3 separate regions of the Homo sapiens genome follow, and regions 2 and 3 are each linked to region 1. Evidence: read pairs that join two places in POLR2A ChIA-PET (ENCODE). Cell type or tissue: PC-9. All regions are shown on one strand. Links, peaks and the distances in the headings refer to the core of each region. The heading gives the core; the rest is flanking DNA. Region 1 overlaps LOC105369625 (a long non-coding RNA gene). Region 2 holds the start of LOC112268088 (a long non-coding RNA gene). Region 3 overlaps VWF (von Willebrand factor).

Evidence for each region. ChIA-PET counts read pairs that join two places held together with the same protein. Peaks named below come from ENCODE experiments on the same cell type or tissue, not always from the same donor. Only the 100,000 strongest peaks of a DNase experiment are listed, where the experiment ranks them.
Region 2: POLR2A ChIA-PET joins it to region 1 with 9 read pairs; 11 of 35 experiments call an interaction of 5 or more read pairs at or near these places.
Region 3: POLR2A ChIA-PET joins it to region 1 with 7 read pairs; 9 of 35 experiments call an interaction of 5 or more read pairs at or near these places.

Annotation. Positions count from the first base shown.
Region 1 is chr12:6,277,155-6,282,657 of GRCh38, reverse strand. All of the region lies in intron 2 of LOC105369625 (a long non-coding RNA gene), which reads left to right. Among named protein-coding and RNA genes, the nearest start is that of PLEKHG6, 31 kb to the left of the region's middle. RefSeq lists enhancers at 1,030-1,529, 2,361-2,655 and a silencer at 3,665-4,144. In PC-9, for the core only: a CTCF peak has its summit at 3,668; DNase peaks (open chromatin) are centred at 2,457, 3,917, 4,347 and 5,227; H3K4me3 peaks cover 1,492 bases; H3K27ac peaks cover 4,557 bases.
Region 2 is chr12:6,341,976-6,348,084 of GRCh38, reverse strand. It overlaps SCNN1A (sodium channel epithelial 1 subunit alpha), which reads left to right. Exons shown (of 13, transcript NM_001038.6): 13 at 1-1,238. The coding sequence ends at 212. LOC112268088 (a long non-coding RNA gene) reads right to left here and starts at 2,281. Exons shown (of 2, transcript XR_002957396.2): 1 at 2,069-2,281; 2 at 1,007-1,720. TNFRSF1A (TNF receptor superfamily member 1A) reads left to right here and starts at 6,009. Exons shown (of 10, transcript NM_001065.4): 1 at 6,009-6,109. It also overlaps the pseudogene RN7SL391P. RefSeq lists enhancers at 1,708-2,208, 6,107-6,109. In PC-9, for the core only: no CTCF peak of the experiment used is centred there; a DNase peak (open chromatin) is centred at 2,524; H3K27ac peaks cover 1,623 bases.
Region 3 is chr12:6,087,190-6,092,189 of GRCh38, reverse strand. All of the region lies in intron 6 of VWF (von Willebrand factor), which reads left to right. Among named protein-coding and RNA genes, the nearest start is that of VWF, 35 kb to the left of the region's middle. In PC-9, for the core only: no CTCF peak of the experiment used is centred there; a DNase peak (open chromatin) is centred at 2,929; H3K4me3 peaks cover 549 bases; H3K27ac peaks cover 1,679 bases.

The sequences.
Region 1 (5,503 bases), core at 504-5,503:
TGTGGGTCACAGTGGGGCTGGCCTGTCATGTGGTGTGGGCCTGCTGATGGGACGGGTGGACAGTGAGGCTCTGTTTTAAGGTCCTGGAGGCTTTCAAGTGGTGAGGTCAAGTAGGCAGTCAGGTATGAGTCTTGAGCTGAATGGAAGTCTGTGCCGGAGAGAGACTTTGGGAGTCAAGGTGCTGGGGATGGTATCTAAGGTAAGCGATGGCCTAGGCCTAGGCAGATTGCAAATGGAGAGGAAGGGGGCCGAGACCAGCCCCTGATGCTTAGAGTTGGGTGGAGGAGGCACAGAGTGGGAGGAAAAGCAGGAGGCTCAGTGCCAGGAGCTGACTGAGCAGGGAGCGGCCTACAATGGAGGCGACCACTGTGAAGGACGATGGGGAGAGGACGAGGCACCCACTGTGCTCGGCAGGCAGCGCAGAGGCTGTTGGTGACTTGGACAAGAGCAGTTTCAGCCCAGCCGGGAGGGAGTGGCAGAGGCCAGAGGGAGTGCAGCCTCGTGAGCAGGCAGCTCCGGAGAAGCTGGGCTCTGAAAGACAGCAGAGAAACGGGGCGCAGTCGTGAGTGAGGGGGAGGTGGAAAGGAGGGAGCTTTGGGTGATCGTTTTGGCTTTTTAAGATGCCCGTGTTACCAAATGCATGTTTTTTGTTTGTTTTGTTTTGTTTTGAGACAGTCTCACTCCTTCACCCAGACTGGAGTGCAGCAGCACGATCTCGGCTCACTGCAAACTCTATCTCCTGGGTTCAAGCGATTTTCCCGCCTCAGCCCCCAGAGTAGGTGGGATTACAGGCGAGCGCCACCACGCCCGGCTAATTTTTGTATTTTTAGTAGAGATGATTTCCCCCCGTTGGCCAGGCTGGTCTCGAACGTCTAACCTCAGGTGGTCTGCCCGCCTTGGCCTCCCAAAGTGCTGGGATGACAGGTGTGAGCCACCGCACCCAGCCCCCAAATGCATGTTTTGATGCTGAAGGGAAGATCTGGCAGGGAGAGGGTAAAGATGCAGTCAGCAGAGTGGGGACACATGAGAGGACAGAGTCCAGAGTGCCTGTGGACAGCTGGCTTTTGGGGGCCCCTCTTTTGTGCTATCAGGAAAGAAATAGGAGGCGGGGTCTCATGTAAGTGGTGAATTTGGCCTTAGGAAGTTAAGAAAGTTCTTGTCTGATGACTCTACATCCCCCACGAAGGGAGCAGTGTGTCAGCTGAAATAGGGGGCGTGGTTGGGGGAGAAGAGTTCTAGGCCACTGGAGACTGTGCATGGTGGCCACAGCGGAGAGTGGGCGAGAACCAACTTCACAAACATCTTAGGTCTGTTGGTGCCACTGGGAGCCCACTGGAGGGTGACGACAAGAAGTGACAGTGCCCTCATCTGCTCTGGTGGTTGTGTTTCCTCCACCAATGCTGGGCGCTGTTGGTGTGGCCTGGAGCGGTTCATCTGGGGCAAGGCTTTGTCAGGAGAGTATGACGGGAGGGAGAGAGAGGGAAGGGAATGGGGGACTTCTGCAAAGGAGTGGCTCTCATGAGGAACCCTTGTCTCTCTACTGGTTGAAGTGAGAGGAGAAACCAGAGGAGGGATGGCCTTGGGGGACAGGTGGACAGAGAGGGGGATGGAGACAGGGCCTCGGAGGTAGGTCAGTTTCAGGTAAAGGACAAGGTCAGGATGTGCCCCAGGAGTGGGAGGCTGGGGTGGAGGAAGTGGTCAGCAGAGCAGAAGAGGACAAGGAACAAGGAGGCCCTGGTGGCAGACAGGTCCCCCGCGCGGATGAGGAGGCTGCCTAGAATAATGAGAGGAGTGGGTGCAGAGCAAGACGGGAGCCAGGGGCCGAGCAGGAGGCCAGAGGAAGACAGCGACGAGGAGAGAGCGCTGGAATGGGATGCCCTGAAAGGATGTTCATGAGGGGGTGCGGTGGGGGTGGGGGTGGGGCGTAACTTCTGGAAGCAGCCATGTGGAGCCTGGAGGACACCAACCTCATTTCCTGCCCCTAAGGTGTGTGGGGAATGTGAGAATAAGATCAAGGCTAGATTTGAGGAAGAATTTTCTGACCCCATAGGATATGAGGCATGAAGACTGGCCACTAAAGGAACGCTAGGAAGTATCTCTTTTCTTTCCGGGGAGGTTTAGGACCAGAACTGACTCCCACCCCCACTCCTTCACTTCCTTCTCCTCCAGTCTTTTGGAGGTCTGTTAGGCACTGCCTGGCATCCTTTGGTCTAGGTTTCGTTCACTGAACAAACCTATTGAGCCCCAGGAGCTGGCCATTCTAGGAACTGGAGACACAGCAGGAACAAAACAGAAGGAGGAGTTCACCTCCCAGCAGAGGGTTTGTTTAGGTTTGTTCTTGGTGCAAAGCTATCCAAAGGGAGAGTTACTCATGGGTGCTGGAATTGGGATGTGGAGTGAGTTCAGAGAGTGAGTCACTCTTGCTGCCTAGGGGTGGGGAAAGGTGGAGTGGCAGTGGCCGGAAATGGAAAAAGGCCAGAACTTGGTGTTTGAGGACTGGGGCTGTGTGGCCTTGAGCAAATCATTTGTTTTTCCTGTTGCTGACCTGGAAAGCAGGGAAGAGTCCCTCATTCCCCACATTGCTGTGGAATTAAATGAATGTGTTGCTCAAATAACTAAGAGCTATGCAAATGATCCTTATGCCATTCCTTAAGTCTTCACTCCCTTCTCCTAGTATGGGCACAACAATAGCAGCCCCCTCCCGCCCACGGTAGGTGTATTAAATACAAAACTATGCACAAAGGCTCAGCACAATGGTAGGTGGCACCGGGTAAGTGCTGGTCACCCTCGTTAGTCCAGTCTCTGTTCAACGCCAGTGAATTTGCCACCATCTCAGGACCCAGCTCCACCGGGAAGGAGAAATGGGTAACTGTCCCAGGCAGAGGGCTGTGAGTCAGGGTGCTGGGGCCAGGCATGGATCTGCTGGGCACTCACATTCAGGACCTTAGTCCCTTGCGGATGACAGTGGAGGAGGAAGCCCCCCGATGAGGAAGGCTTTTCTGCCTGCTTCCTTCTCCCTTGCACCCCAGAGCCCCTCATCCATCCATTCATTTCGTACATTGTGGGACTATGCGGGCAAACGGGGCTTACAAGTCAGGATCGGGTGGAGAGCAAGACAGAGGAGGCCACTGCTCTCAAGGGCCTGCCGACCAGGCGCAGGATCAGGTCACTCGCCATCTCCCTGGAAGCTAAGGGCTATTTCTGGTCTCTCCTCTGCAGGCTGGGTGGGTAGTTGGGCTGTTCCAGCTTCCAGTTCCCACTTGGCCTTGGCTTGGGGTACCAGGAGAGGGCCCTGAAACTCATTTTTTAGAAGCAGAAGTGGGCGCGGGGGCAGTGGCTCATGCCTATAATCCCAGCGCTTTGGGAGCCGAGACCGAAGGATGGGCTGAGGCCAGAAGTTCCAGACCAGCCTGGACAACACCGCAATACCCGGCCTCTACAAAAAACGAAACAATTAGTCGGGTGTGGCGGCGCGCCCCTGTGGTCCCAGCTACCCAGGAGGCAGAGGCGGGAGGATCGCTTGAGCCTGGGACGTGGAGGTTGCAGTGAGCCGACATCGCGCCACTGCGCTCCAGCCTGGGCGACAGAGCGAGACCTCATTATCTACAAGAAAATGGAAAAATACTCCAATGCACCCCATATGTCCTTGGATTCCCGGGTTGCCGCCGATTGGCGCTTTCTCGCCAGAGCTCAAAGCCAGCTCGGCGCTCCGAGGAGGGCGCGGACGGGGCGGGGCGGGGCACCCCGGCTGCGCTTCCGCGCGTGGCCGCGAGGGGGCGCGGCAGGACGGGGCTGCCAGGGCGGCCGCGGGTGAGTCAGGGCGGCGCCAGGATGAGTCAGCCCTCCGTGGGCTTACCGCGCCCCCTCCGCCCCTGGCTTCCCCGCCCGGCCGCGCCCTGGCCGCCGGCTCGCCCTGACCCTCGGGGATCCCAGGCTCTGCGCCGCCCTGCGCCCTCCCGGGACTCCCCTGCCGCCAGGAGACCGCGCCTCCCGGGAACACAGGGCAGGGCGCGCGGGCCTGGGCCAGGCCGTTCCCGCGGGCCCTCCCGTCGCTCCTTTCCTGGGGCCGGGCGTGGCTTCCCTCCCAGAGCGGGTTTCGGGGCCGGCCCCGGCTCGGCCCGGATTCGAGGGACAGCTCTGCCAAGGCCCGGCCATGGGCGGCCGCCGCGGGGGAAATGTGCCCCCTGGCTAACACGTGGGGAGAAAGCCCTCTCCGTTCTTGGGTGTACCCCGGTGTTTCGGCCTCTTCTCAGAGCAAATCAGGAAAAAATAGGAACTCCTGGGTGGGTCCCCGCTTGGCAGGTTGAAGAAGGTGTCCTGACAGGATCTGGCTCAGAAGCCGAGTGTGTTAAAGCTGCAGAAAACTTGCCAAACCTGGGCCACCGGCCTCACCTTGGAGATCCCGCCCACGGACGGACGCAGGGACTCTCCAAAAGTCCCAGAACTCACAAGTCAGCTCTGCTGGGCCTCCCACTCACAAGGTGCATGCAAAGTGCCTAAAATAGTGCCTGGCGTATAGTCAGCGCTCCACTAAGATTGCATTTTACAGATACAGGTGACCCTGAGCAACAGGGCGTTCAACTGCGAGAGTACGTTTATTCGAGAATTTTCTGCTGTCTCTGGGACAGCAAGACCAACCCTCCTCTCCCTCCTCCCCCTCTTCCTCAGCTTTTATGCCTGATCTACTTCCATTTATGAATAGTAAATACACTTTCTCTTTCTTATGATTTTCCTAATAATATTTTCTCTACCTTCCTTTATTGTAAGAGTGCAATATATAATACATATAACATCAAATACGTGTTTACCTACTGTTTATGTTATCTGCAAGGCTTCTAAGTCAACAGTAGGCTATTGGTAGTTAAATTTTAGGGGAGCCAAAAGTTATACTCAGGTGTGGGAGCCTGTAGTCCCAGCTACTCAGAAGGCTGAGGTTGGGGGATTGCTTGAGTACCCGAGTCCAAGACCAGACTGGGCAAAAGCGAGAACGCTGTCATTGAAAAAAAAAATTATGTTTGACTGCTTGAGGATTGATGCCCCAATGCTTGCATGTGCTGTTCAAGGATCAACTGTATTTTATGTGTATAATTTGAGGTATATAATTATATTTATAGATGCATATTTATATAAACACATATGGATATTTATATATCTATGCCTACTAGCTGATCTTTATGTGTGCCAGGTACTGTTCCAAGTGCTCCTCAGGCATCAATGATCTCATTTGATTTCACAACCACACAAGGACATAAGGTGCTATTATTTATCTGCATATGGTAGCTGAGGAAACAGAAGCTCAGAGAAGCGAGGTAACTTTCTCAAGAGCACACAGCTAGGAAATATAGTGCAGGAGTTCCCCCGACTCCCTAACTTTAGAGGCCGTGTTCAGATATTGGTGGAGTCTGGTAACATACTTACTATCAAGGGTTCAGCCCTTCACAGTGTCTGAAGAGCAAAGTGTTAAACCCAGCCCTGGGAGGAGGAGCCGCTTTCCTTATGGAAA
Region 2 (6,109 bases), core at 1-5,000, 66 kb before region 1:
GGGGTGCTCAGGAGGTAGCCTCCACCCTGGCATCCTCCCCTCCTTCCCACTTCTGCCCCCACCCCATGTCTCTGTCCTTGTCCCAGCCAGGCCCTGCTCCCTCTCCAGCCTTGACAGCCCCTCCCCCTGCCTATGCCACCCTGGGCCCCCGCCCATCTCCAGGGGGCTCTGCAGGGGCCAGTTCCTCCACCTGTCCTCTGGGGGGGCCCTGAGAGGGAAGGAGAGGTTTCTCACACCAAGGCAGATGCTCCTCTGGTGGGAGGGTGCTGGCCCTGGCAAGATTGAAGGATGTGCAGGGCTTCCTCTCAGAGCCGCCCAAACTGCCGTTGATGTGTGGAGGGGAAGCAAGATGGGTAAGGGCTCAGGAAGTTGCTCCAAGAACAGTAGCTGATGAAGCTGCCCAGAAGTGCCTTGGCTCCAGCCCTGTACCCCTTGGTACTGCCTCTGAACACTCTGGTTTCCCCACCCAACTGCGGCTAAGTCTCTTTTTCCCTTGGATCAGCCAAGCGAAACTTGGAGCTTTGACAAGGAACTTTCCTAAGAAACCGCTGATAACCAGGACAAAACACAACCAAGGGTACACGCAGGCATGCACGGGTTTCCTGCCCAGCGACGGCTTAAGCCAGCCCCCGACTGGCCTGGCCACACTGCTCTCCAGTAGCACAGATGTCTGCTCCTCCTCTTGAACTTGGGTGGGAAACCCCACCCAAAAGCCCCCTTTGTTACTTAGGCAATTCCCCTTCCCTGACTCCCGAGGGCTAGGGCTAGAGCAGACCCGGGTAAGTAAAGGCAGACCCAGGGCTCCTCTAGCCTCATACCCGTGCCCTCACAGAGCCATGCCCCGGCACCTCTGCCCTGTGTCTTTCATACCTCTACATGTCTGCTTGAGATATTTCCTCAGCCTGAAAGTTTCCCCAACCATCTGCCAGAGAACTCCTATGCATCCCTTAGAACCCTGCTCAGACACCATTACTTTTGTGAACGCTTCTGCCACATCTTGTCTTCCCCAAAATTGATCACTCCGCCTTCTCCTGGGCTCCCGTAGCACACTATAACATCTGCTGGAGTGTTGCTGTTGCACCATACTTTCTTGTACATTTGTGTCTCCCTTCCCAACTAGACTGTAAGTGCCTTGCGGTCAGGGACTGAATCTTGCCCGTTTATGTATGCTCCATGTCTAGCCCATCATCCTGCTTGGAGCAAGTAGGCAGGAGCTCAATAAATGTTTGTTGCATGAAGGAATGTCTGGAGAGCTGGATGGGGCATCATGAAGAGGGTAGGGGGTGGATACAAGTCATCACCCAAGCTTCTGGGAGGTCCTGGGGCTGGGAGAGGGTACAGACTCCCATGCCCCTTGGCTGCACCATGGAAGTGACCATTCTTCACGGGGTCTTAAGAGGGACAAACGTTCTGGTGAATTCCTCCATGGGTGTTGCTGAGCGTCTGCTATGTGCCCATGGCCATGTTAGGGTGGAAGGGGGAAGACATGATGCCACCCCTTCAGGGGACCTACCTCACAGTGTTTGGGGAGACTTGCCCTCTCCACTGTCTGAACCTCCTTTTCCTTCTCTGCTTTAGTCACCATCATCACTAACCTCCCCATCCCCCACTCCACTTGCTGAGTCCCACTTACCACCTGGCGGCAATGAACCCTCATCTGCCTGCCTCCCATCAGCTGTCTGGTGGTGGTGGAGGATGATGAGGCTCAGGCCAGTTTCTCCTGGAAATGCAAAGCCTTATATGGTCTTATTGGTACATGATTGCAGAGAGGGGCACAGGGAATCCTCCCAGCTTTAGTAAAGGAGAGACTGAGGTCCAGGGAGGGGCTGAAGGATGTGCGAGTGGAACTCCAGCTCTCCGATCCTTGTTTCTCCCCCACTCCAGCATAAGACCTGGAATCCAGAAGTGACCCTTTCTCACCATCTTTGGGGATTCTGTCCCTGCCACCTTAGTCTTATTCATCTTAATTGCAGTCTCCCTGTTCTGAGGAGCCAAAGGAGGAAGAGACTTTCGGGGAAAGAGGAGAAGGAGCTGGTGACAGGGGTAGGAAGGTAGACAGGGTCATGACCTGAAACGGTGTGACGACTGCTGACTTCCCTTTCCTGGACTTGAGCTGATGAAGGGGAAATGGTGTTGCAGTCTCCTCTGTCAGAGCCCTCAGGTGCAGACGGCACTTGTCTGCCCCCTCAGCCTCAGCCTTGGCCCACCTGGTCCCCAGTGCCCTCTCCTCTGGCTGGGGCAGGAGGACCTGCCGGACATAGCCAGATGTATTACGGATGACTGCAGTCAGCTCCCCCAGGCTCCTGCTTCTCTTGCCTCCTGCTTTTTTCCCCAGAGCTGTCTCCTTATCTCCATTCACTTGTCTATGGGTTACTCCTGGACCCTGGGGTTAGGAGTTGGAATCAGGCTGTTAGCGATAAAAGGGTTCAAGTTGACTCATTTTCCTTATCAGGCTTAGTAGTTGAAGTGACTTGCTGAGCTTCATAATTCTTAGAGAACCTGCCATGAACCCAGCTCCCTTTCTATGACTCACCCTGCCACCCTGTGACACATAGAGTCTGAATGGCAGGTCTGGGGCTAGAACCCACGTCATCTGGACTTGGAGTCCAGTGACCCTTTGGGTTAAGCATGTGTGTGTGTGTGTGTGTGCCATGATGCGGGAGGAAGGTCCCTGCTCTCTGTAGCTGTTTTCTTCATCCTTTGCTCTACAAGCCCTAACAGCCGATTCTGTCATCCCTAGTCTGCCCCTCTCCTGTTTCTCCATCTCCTCTGACCATGATTTTTTTCTGTCCCTGGAGGGATGATGGTCTCATTCTCACCTCCTCCACGAAACGTGTTAGCTTTTCATATTCCTAGATCCACTCACTTCTCATCATCTTTTTTTTTAAACAAAATTTTATTGAAAAATGTAATATGACGTGTCAAAGTTGTAAAGTTATTGAGTAAATAAGCATGTATCCTAAATATTGAAAAATATTCTCCTTTTGTACCAGGCTATGTGTCACGGCTTTGGCGCTTTGCACAGACTATTAGAAATACCTTATAACATTAAAAATAGGACATTGAGGCCGGGCGTGGTGGCTCATGCCTGTAATCCCAGCACTTTGGGAGGCCAGGGTGGGTGGATCACCTGAAGTCAGGAGTTTGAGACCAGCCTGGCTAACACGGTGAAACCCCGTCTCTACTAAATACAAAAAATTAGCCGGGCATGATGGCACATGCCTATAATCCTAGCTACTCGGGAGGCTGAGGCAGGAGAATTGCTTGAATCCGGGAGTCAGAGGTTGCAGTGAGCCGAGATTGTGCCACTGCACTTCAGCCTGGGCAACAAGAGTGAAACTCTATCAAAAAAAAAAATAGGACATTGAAGTTGGTTTCTTTTTTTGATACAGAGTCTCGCTCTGTCACCCAGGCTGGAGTGCACTGGCAGGATCTCGGCTCACTGCAACCTCTGCCTCCTGGGTTCAAGCAATTCTCCTGCCTCAGCCTCCTGAGTAGCTGGGATTACAGGCACGCGCCACCACGCCTGGCTAATTTTGTATATTTAGTAGAGACAGGGTTTCACCATGTTGGTCAGGTTGGTCTCGAACTCCTGACCTTGTGATCCGCCCACCTCAGCCTCCCAAAGTGCTGGGATTGCAGGCGTGAGCCACCGCACTCTGCTTTTTTTTTTTTTTTTTGCCGCCCTCTCACATACCATACTCCCCTGTATCACTTATCCTTCTGAAGTTGTTATTAATCATTAATACAACTAGCTGGGCATAGTGGTGTGCGATGGTAGTCTTAGCCACTCGGAAGGCTGATGTGGGAGGCTAGCTTGAGGCCAGTAGTTCTAGGTTAGGTGAGCTATGATTGCACCATTGCACTTTAGCCTGGGTGAGAGCAAGCTCCTGTTTCAAAAAAAAAATTAATTGCTACCACTTACTAAATGCTTAATATATGGCAAACACTTGCCAAACACTTTATATGCTTGATTTAAGCATCAAGCTAGCTCTGTGAAGGGTACCAGCAGGTTTCCCATTTTTTAGATGAGCAGACCGAGGTTCTTCTCGCTGCTTCATACTGGAAACTTGCACTTGATTCTGAGGCTCCTGCTTCTTCAAGAACACTGCTTTGGGTTCGCTTCTCCTGTCCCTGGGGTCTCCCTTTGTGATGGTGGTGAGCTGCTTCCTTTCTGAATCCAGCTTCAACCCTACAGTTCTCCAGAAGCTGGACGATGGGGTGGAGTAAAGTCAGCTCCCCCCGCAGTGAGGGACACTGAAGCTCCATTCTCATCTGCGGATCACAGAGGGGAAGCCAGGAAGAGCCAGGGGACGGTGGACTTGGGGCTGGGAGGTCATCTCAGAGGGATAAGGGGTGAGGAGCTCTGGTTTCAAGTTCCAAAGCCCTAGGACCTCCCTCTTCTCTGTCTGCCTGCATTTCTAGCAGCCTCAGCAGCTGCAGGCCCTTGGGCGGGGCTGGATGTAGGGAAGGTCATTGTACCAAGAAGATAGTTGGGTAAATGTGGTACCTTTGTTGTAGGATTCTCTTGGGAGATGTCTGCATCAATGAGGATGGCATAAAGTAACCAGAGTCAGGATGTGGGGTCTGACTCAGTGACAGAAAAAGTGGCAGTGTGTCTCTCATAGCCAAAGGGGCCCTTGGACCGGCAGTCGGGAGTCTGGGGTTCTCTGTTGGCTCTGCCTCCTGGCACATTGGGTTTCTGGACCTCAGTTTTCTCCTCTATAAAACCGGGCAGTTGGGTGGGCACGGTGGCTCACACCTGTAATCCTAGCACTTTAGGAGGCTGAGGTGGGCAGATCATTTGGGCCCAGGAGTTCAAGACCTGCCTGTGTAACATGGTGAGACCCTGTCTCTACAAAAAATACAAAAATTACCCAGGCGTGGTGGTATGCACCTATAGTCCCAGCTGCTTGGGAGGCTGAGGTGGGAGGATTACTTGAACCTGGGAGGTCGAGGCTGCAGTGAGCTGCGATGGTACCACTGCACTCCAGCCTGGGAAACGGAGCGGACCCTCAAAACAAAAACAAAAATGAAAAACAAGCAAACGAAGAAATAAAAAAACCTAGGGGGTTGTAGTCGATGATCTGTAAGGTGAGTTATAATTGATGTATTGGAATATTTAGGAAAAGGGCACTGGGAATATGCTAGGAACACCTGATGGAGGTATCTTTATTTCCACGGCAGCTTCGTGGATACGTCTCATTGATTCTCATGGCATCACTTTCCCCATGTAGGTGGGCAGACATTGTTACCCCTGTTTAATAAACAAGGAACCAACAGAGGCTTAGGAGAGGAGTTGCCTGATGTCGCATGATTGGTGGCAGAGCCAGGATCAACAGTGGGGCAGGGTGGGGGGACCTGGCCAGGCAGAGACTGGATGAGACCTGGGGTGAGGAATGGCAGGCACCCAGTCAGGGCAGAAAACGAGGGTTGGGACTTACTTTGAGTTTTGGATTGGATCAGTAAATTCCCAAGAAAGAGGGAGACTAGGAGGCTAGTGAAGAACTCTGGAGTAAAGGGGAGGATTACTAAGGGACATGGAGTACCTATCATGTGTCGGACGCTTATCTATATCTCTCCCATCTGAACAAATCCTTACAGGAACCCCAGGAGACAGGTTATCTCCACTCTGCAAATTGGAAAACAGATCCAGACAGTTTCAGTTATGTGTCTGAGAAGTTCATTTATGTGTCCAAGACACATTCTTAGCTAAAAAGCTAAGCATTCTGAATTGGAACCCAGAGAATTTGACTCCCAGACTCTGGATCTTTTCACTGCTGTGATCCATCTGGGAAAGGCTAGTGATGTGGGCAAGGGGCTTATTGCCCCTTGGTGTTTGGTTGGGAGTGGTCGGATTGGTGGGTTGGGGGCACAAGGCAGCCAGATCTGGGACTCCTGTGCTTGTGACTGGACTACAAAGAGTTAAAGAACGTTGGGCCTCCTCCTCCCGCCTCCTGTGGCCTCCTCCTCCAGCTCTTCCTGTCCCGCTGTTGCAACACTGCCTCACTCTTCCCCTCCCACCTTCTCTCCCCTCCTCTCTGCTTTAATTTTCTCAGAATTCTCTGGACTGAGGCTCCAGTTCTGGCCTTTGGGGTTCAAGATCACT
Region 3 (5,000 bases), core at 1-5,000, 190 kb after region 1:
GTCCCTTTGGCCAAGGGGGAGTCCGTTTAGTCGGTAGGGGGGCTTAGGATTTTATTTTTTTCTGAAAACCTACAAACATGCACAAAGAGGGTGGCCCCTGCCTATACCCAGGACCATGGTCATGATGGACGCGACAGGCCACAGTTGCCTTTGTCTGGGCATGGGCCACTCTGCAGAGCGTGAGTGCATGCTGCAGTCACCCGAGTGCGCAGCCCATCAGCAGAGCAGTAGGGCAGGTGCTCTGTGATTTTGTTCATCCCATGAGAAAACAAGCCATAGGAGGTTAAGTAGCTGCCCCAAGTCGCCAGCTAGCAAGGTGCAGAGCCAGGACTCATGCCCTGCCTGGCTCCCTCCCTTTCCTGTTCGGGTCACATTGGTTCAGGCTACTCAAGTTATTTCTACCAGTGGGCCCTTGTGTTTCTCTTGGGGAGTTGGGCTTTGCAGGTTCTTAAGGTTTCTTTAAGTTCTAAAACCCTTTATTAGCCTGGTGCGGTGGCTCATACCTGTAGACCCAGCTGCTCAGGAGGCTGAGTCAGGAGGATCACTTGAGCCCAGGAGGTAGAGGCTGCAGTGAGCTACAATTGCACCACTGCACTCCAGCCTGGGCAACAGAGTGAGACCCTGTCTATAAAACAAAACCAAAACCAAAACTCTTTCATTATGTGTTTCTGTGGATTGGGCTATAGAGACAGTATATAATAGGTCTTAATAAATATTGGATGGGTGGATGAATGGAAATTGGTGGTGTAATTTATCTAGGGATTGTGACCTCCACAATAATCCAGACTCCTTTACTTGTAGAAATCTGATTTATCTAAGTAAGTACATAAGTAGAGAAACCCAGCCCTCTCCTATTCCAGAAACAAAATAAAACACACCCACATCTCCCTCCTCCCACCCACCCCCCATCACGGTAACACGAGGAAGCTTCGTTTTAGCTGGTTATTAATTCAGTGAGTCTTCATCTTCATGGAACAATTTGACCTCTGACCAAGGAGAATGTCAGACCCAGAAAAATATTCTGAGTTGATGCTAAATCCAGCTGCCTAAATTGTGAACAGACAATCTCCACCTTATAAACAAGTACATTCCAAAAGACTTTTTCCCTTGGACTTTGGTGGTGCTAGGTCCTCTGGTTAGTCCATCAAAGTCTGCATCACCTGGATCCTAGCCCAGTACCGGCACTAACAAAGGCGGACTGAGTTCTAGCACGTGAGGGGAGGGTGCTGTCTTGTGGAAGGGAGGAGTTTCCTCTTCTTTGCAGTCAAAGTTCTAAATGCCTGAACCATACCCTTGATAGCCCCTTGAGTGTCTCTCACCCTGGGCCTCGGCGTGAGCGTGGTGCTAAGGGTGTGGGTTTGAGTCAGCTCACTTACTGGCTTTGTGAATCTGGGCAAGACAAGTGCCTTTGCAGAGCCTCAGTTTCCACATTTGTAAAGCAGAAATAGTACCTGCTGGGTCACTGAAAAGGTAAGAGAGGGATAATATGTATAGAGTTTAGCCCAGTGGGGCTCAACTGTTAAGAGCCATGATGATGATGAGGAGGAGGAGGAGGACGAGAAGGAGGAGGAGGAGGAGGAGGAGGAGTTGTTGTTAGCTGGCTCCCCATATTCTCCCACTGTCCCGTGTTTTCCGCTGGAGTGCCCCTGCCTTGAGAATGGGAGCCGGCAGAAGCAGGACAAGCACACGCCGGGCTTTAAGCACAAGTTTCAACACGCATTCTTTTTCTCCTTCCCCCTCGCAACTATAACCCATTCCTTTTGGGTAGCCGAGCACAGCTTGAGGTTAGAAGGAAAACAAGGTGCCCAGATATCTCCACACCTCCAAGTGGGTAAGTGACAGGAACCAGCCTTCCTTCTAGAGCGGTTTGTGAACCCAGATGGATTTCAAATTGAGTGCACTCGAGGTATTGTGTAAGAGAGGACAGATTTTCGGCCGGGCACGGTGGCTCACGCCTGTAATCCCAGCACTTTGGGAGGCTGAGGTGGGTGGATCACGAGGTCAGGAGATTGAGACCATCCTGGCTAACATGGTGAAACCCCGTCTCTACTAAAAATACAAAAAATTAGCCAGGTGTGGTGGCAGGTGCCTGTAGTCCCAGCTACTCGGGAGGCTGAGGCAGGAGAATGGCATGAACCTGGGAGGCAGAGCTTGCAGTGAGCCGAGATTGCACTACTGCACTCCAGCCTGGGTGACACAGCGAGACTCCATCTCAAACAAAAAAAAAGAAAAAAGAGGACAGATTTTCATAATTTCTTTCTTTTTTTCCCAAACATACAGTTGTGCTGTTGGCAGGTGGGTCACCCTCGGCTGCCCTTCAGTGTTCTCCAGGCAGATGAAGGGGAGGTGGTGGGTGCTTCAGTGGGTGAGGTGGGGTCAGGGTGGCTGTGGAGGTACCTCTAATACTGAAACATGGCTTCAAAGATTTATTATTTTTGGTCTCATTTTATTTTGCAAACATAGCCCAGTGCAGAGTAAGTACTTGACAAATGTTCCCTACCCTCGGAATACAAAGGAATGATCTCATTTATCCATACTGAGTGGGAGGTAAAGACAGGATTCTCAAGTGGAGAACCTGATCCTGAGGTCGGGTTGAGGAGGGAGACTGGGAGGTTTGTCTCCTGGAGACAAAGGGGAGGGAGAATGCAAGAGAAGCCTTGTTTGCCTCCCGGGGCACCTTTCTGAGGCTCCAGCTGTACCCTAGCTACTCGCTTTGTCTCCTGGGTGCATTAAAGTCCTTACTAACCAGTGTCCTGGGAACAGCTGAAAAAACTGGGTACCAGGTTCTTCGTGTTGGGCTGAGGCCACAAACACGTGAGACCTCCCAGAGGCACAAGCTCCTCCCAGCTCAGAACTCCCGGTTTCAGGTTGTTTACCTGAGAAGAGAAGACTGCTTTGTCCTCAGCCAATCAGATAGTGTTTGCCCACAACCGAGGTTTTTTCACTGGCTCGGAAGCACAATGACTCGTCTCCCAAGAGGTGATTAATATGGCCTTTTGAATTGTTCACAGCCTGTGTAGTCCCGCAGGGCCCCCAGGTTCAGAAGTCCGGTCTGGTAAATGCCGCATCATTTATGAGTGTCTGCTGTTGTGGCTCCAAGGGCCGTTCGGGGTGGCAGAGTGTTTTGTGTGGGAGTTCACACTGACCTTGAAACTTTCCTTGACAGCCTCCAGAATCTACTTCCCCAACCCTCTGGTGCTTTCTGTCTTTCTAGGGCATAGCAAGGAGTCAGCTCATTCTGAGAGCCAGGTCATATTACTTGTTAGTTATACCTAGGGAATGAATGTTTCCTTGTTATGCCAACAAAACCCAATGCCTGTCTCCACTGGGACTGATAATGGCCTTGTTTGATTGCATGCAAATTTGCAGTTTTTTCAGCTTTTCAAACTGAAGGCAAGATGGTTGGAGTTTGGAGCCCCAAGCTATGAACATTCAGATAATTGATGTTCATCTGCAGGTAACTATCACAAAGTGTACCTTTGAGAAAGAAAGACCCTTAGATCACTTTAAAAAAATTCGATCAGACTGGGGAAGGCCAGCAAGGACTGAACCTTACAAAGGGATCTTGGCTTTGTCCTGTAGTCCTGTCTGCAACAGGAAGCCCAAGGCTCCGGGGGGCTGGGCTTGGGCTGCATCCAGCTCATAGCATGCTTTTGCTAATTAGAAAAAGGCACCCCTTTCTCTCTCTCTCTCTCGCTTTTTTTTTTTTTTTAGACAGAGTCTCGCTCTGTCGCCCAGGCTGGAGTGCAGTAGTGCGATCTTGGCTCACTGCAAGCTCCGCCTCCCGGGTTCACGCCATTCTCCCGCCTCAGCCTCCCGAGTAGCTGGGACTACATGCGCCTGTCACCACGCCCAGTTAATTCTTTATATTTTTTAGTAGAGACGGGTTTTCACCGTGTTAGCCAGGATGGTCTCGATCTCCTGATCTCATGATCTGCCCGCCTCGGCCTCCGAAAGTGTTGGGATTACAGGCGTGAGCCACCGCGCCCGGCCAAAGGCACCCCTTTCTCAAGAAACTTCACCACCACCTGCCGGGAAACGGCCAAGATAAACATAATAACTGAACATATAATGTACATGTATATACCTCTACAATGTCTACCATATGAACAGTAGTCACTTGGTGTGTTGCCACTGTGTGGACTGTGTGGCTTGCATCATGACATGTGATGGTGTTGGCCTGGCTTCCTCAGGGAGGCACAGTCTCTGTGACCATCATCTCCTCGCTCAGGATCACCTCCTCAAGGCGATCAGTCTCTATTGAGAAACTGAGTGCACCAGTTACCACTCTACCTACCGTAGAGTGGTGAATCATTCAGCAGCAGCAGCAACCTCCGACAGCTGTCTGAAGTGGAAGAAATTTCTTTTCATCAATGTTAGGAATCTTAGGCTCATAAGAACTCAGAGTTGGTTGAGAATCTAGCAGATATCTACTTCAACCCCCTACCTGCCGCATGAATGCTCTCCACAAACTGTGTCTGGGTAGACAGGTTATGCTGTGACCTTGACTGTAAGAGTTAAATCTTGGCCAGGCGCGGGGGCTCAGCCTGTAATCCCGGCACTTTGGGAGGCCGAGGCGGGCGGATCACGAGGTCAGGAGGTCGAGACCATCCTGGCTAACACAGTGAAGCCCCGTCTCTACTAACAATACAAAAAAAAAAAAATTAGCCGGGCGTGGTGGCGGGCGCCTGTAGTCCCAGCTACTCGGGAGGCTGAAGCAGGAGAATGGCGTGAACCCGGGAGGCGAAGCTTGCAGTGAGCCGAGATCGCACCACTGCACTCCAGCCTGGGCGACAGGGTGAGACTCTGTCTCAAAAAAAAAAAAAAAAAAAAAAGAGTTAAGTCTTTGAGACACCCTTGCTGGGCGCTTCCCAGCCATCTTGCAGACCTCAGCCCTAGGCAGCCCTCCTTTACTCCCTGGTAAATTCCTTCTTTCATTGTATGCCCGTTCGAAGCTAAAGCCCTGTCCTTCCGTGTCCCTGAATACTGGAGAAGCAGGT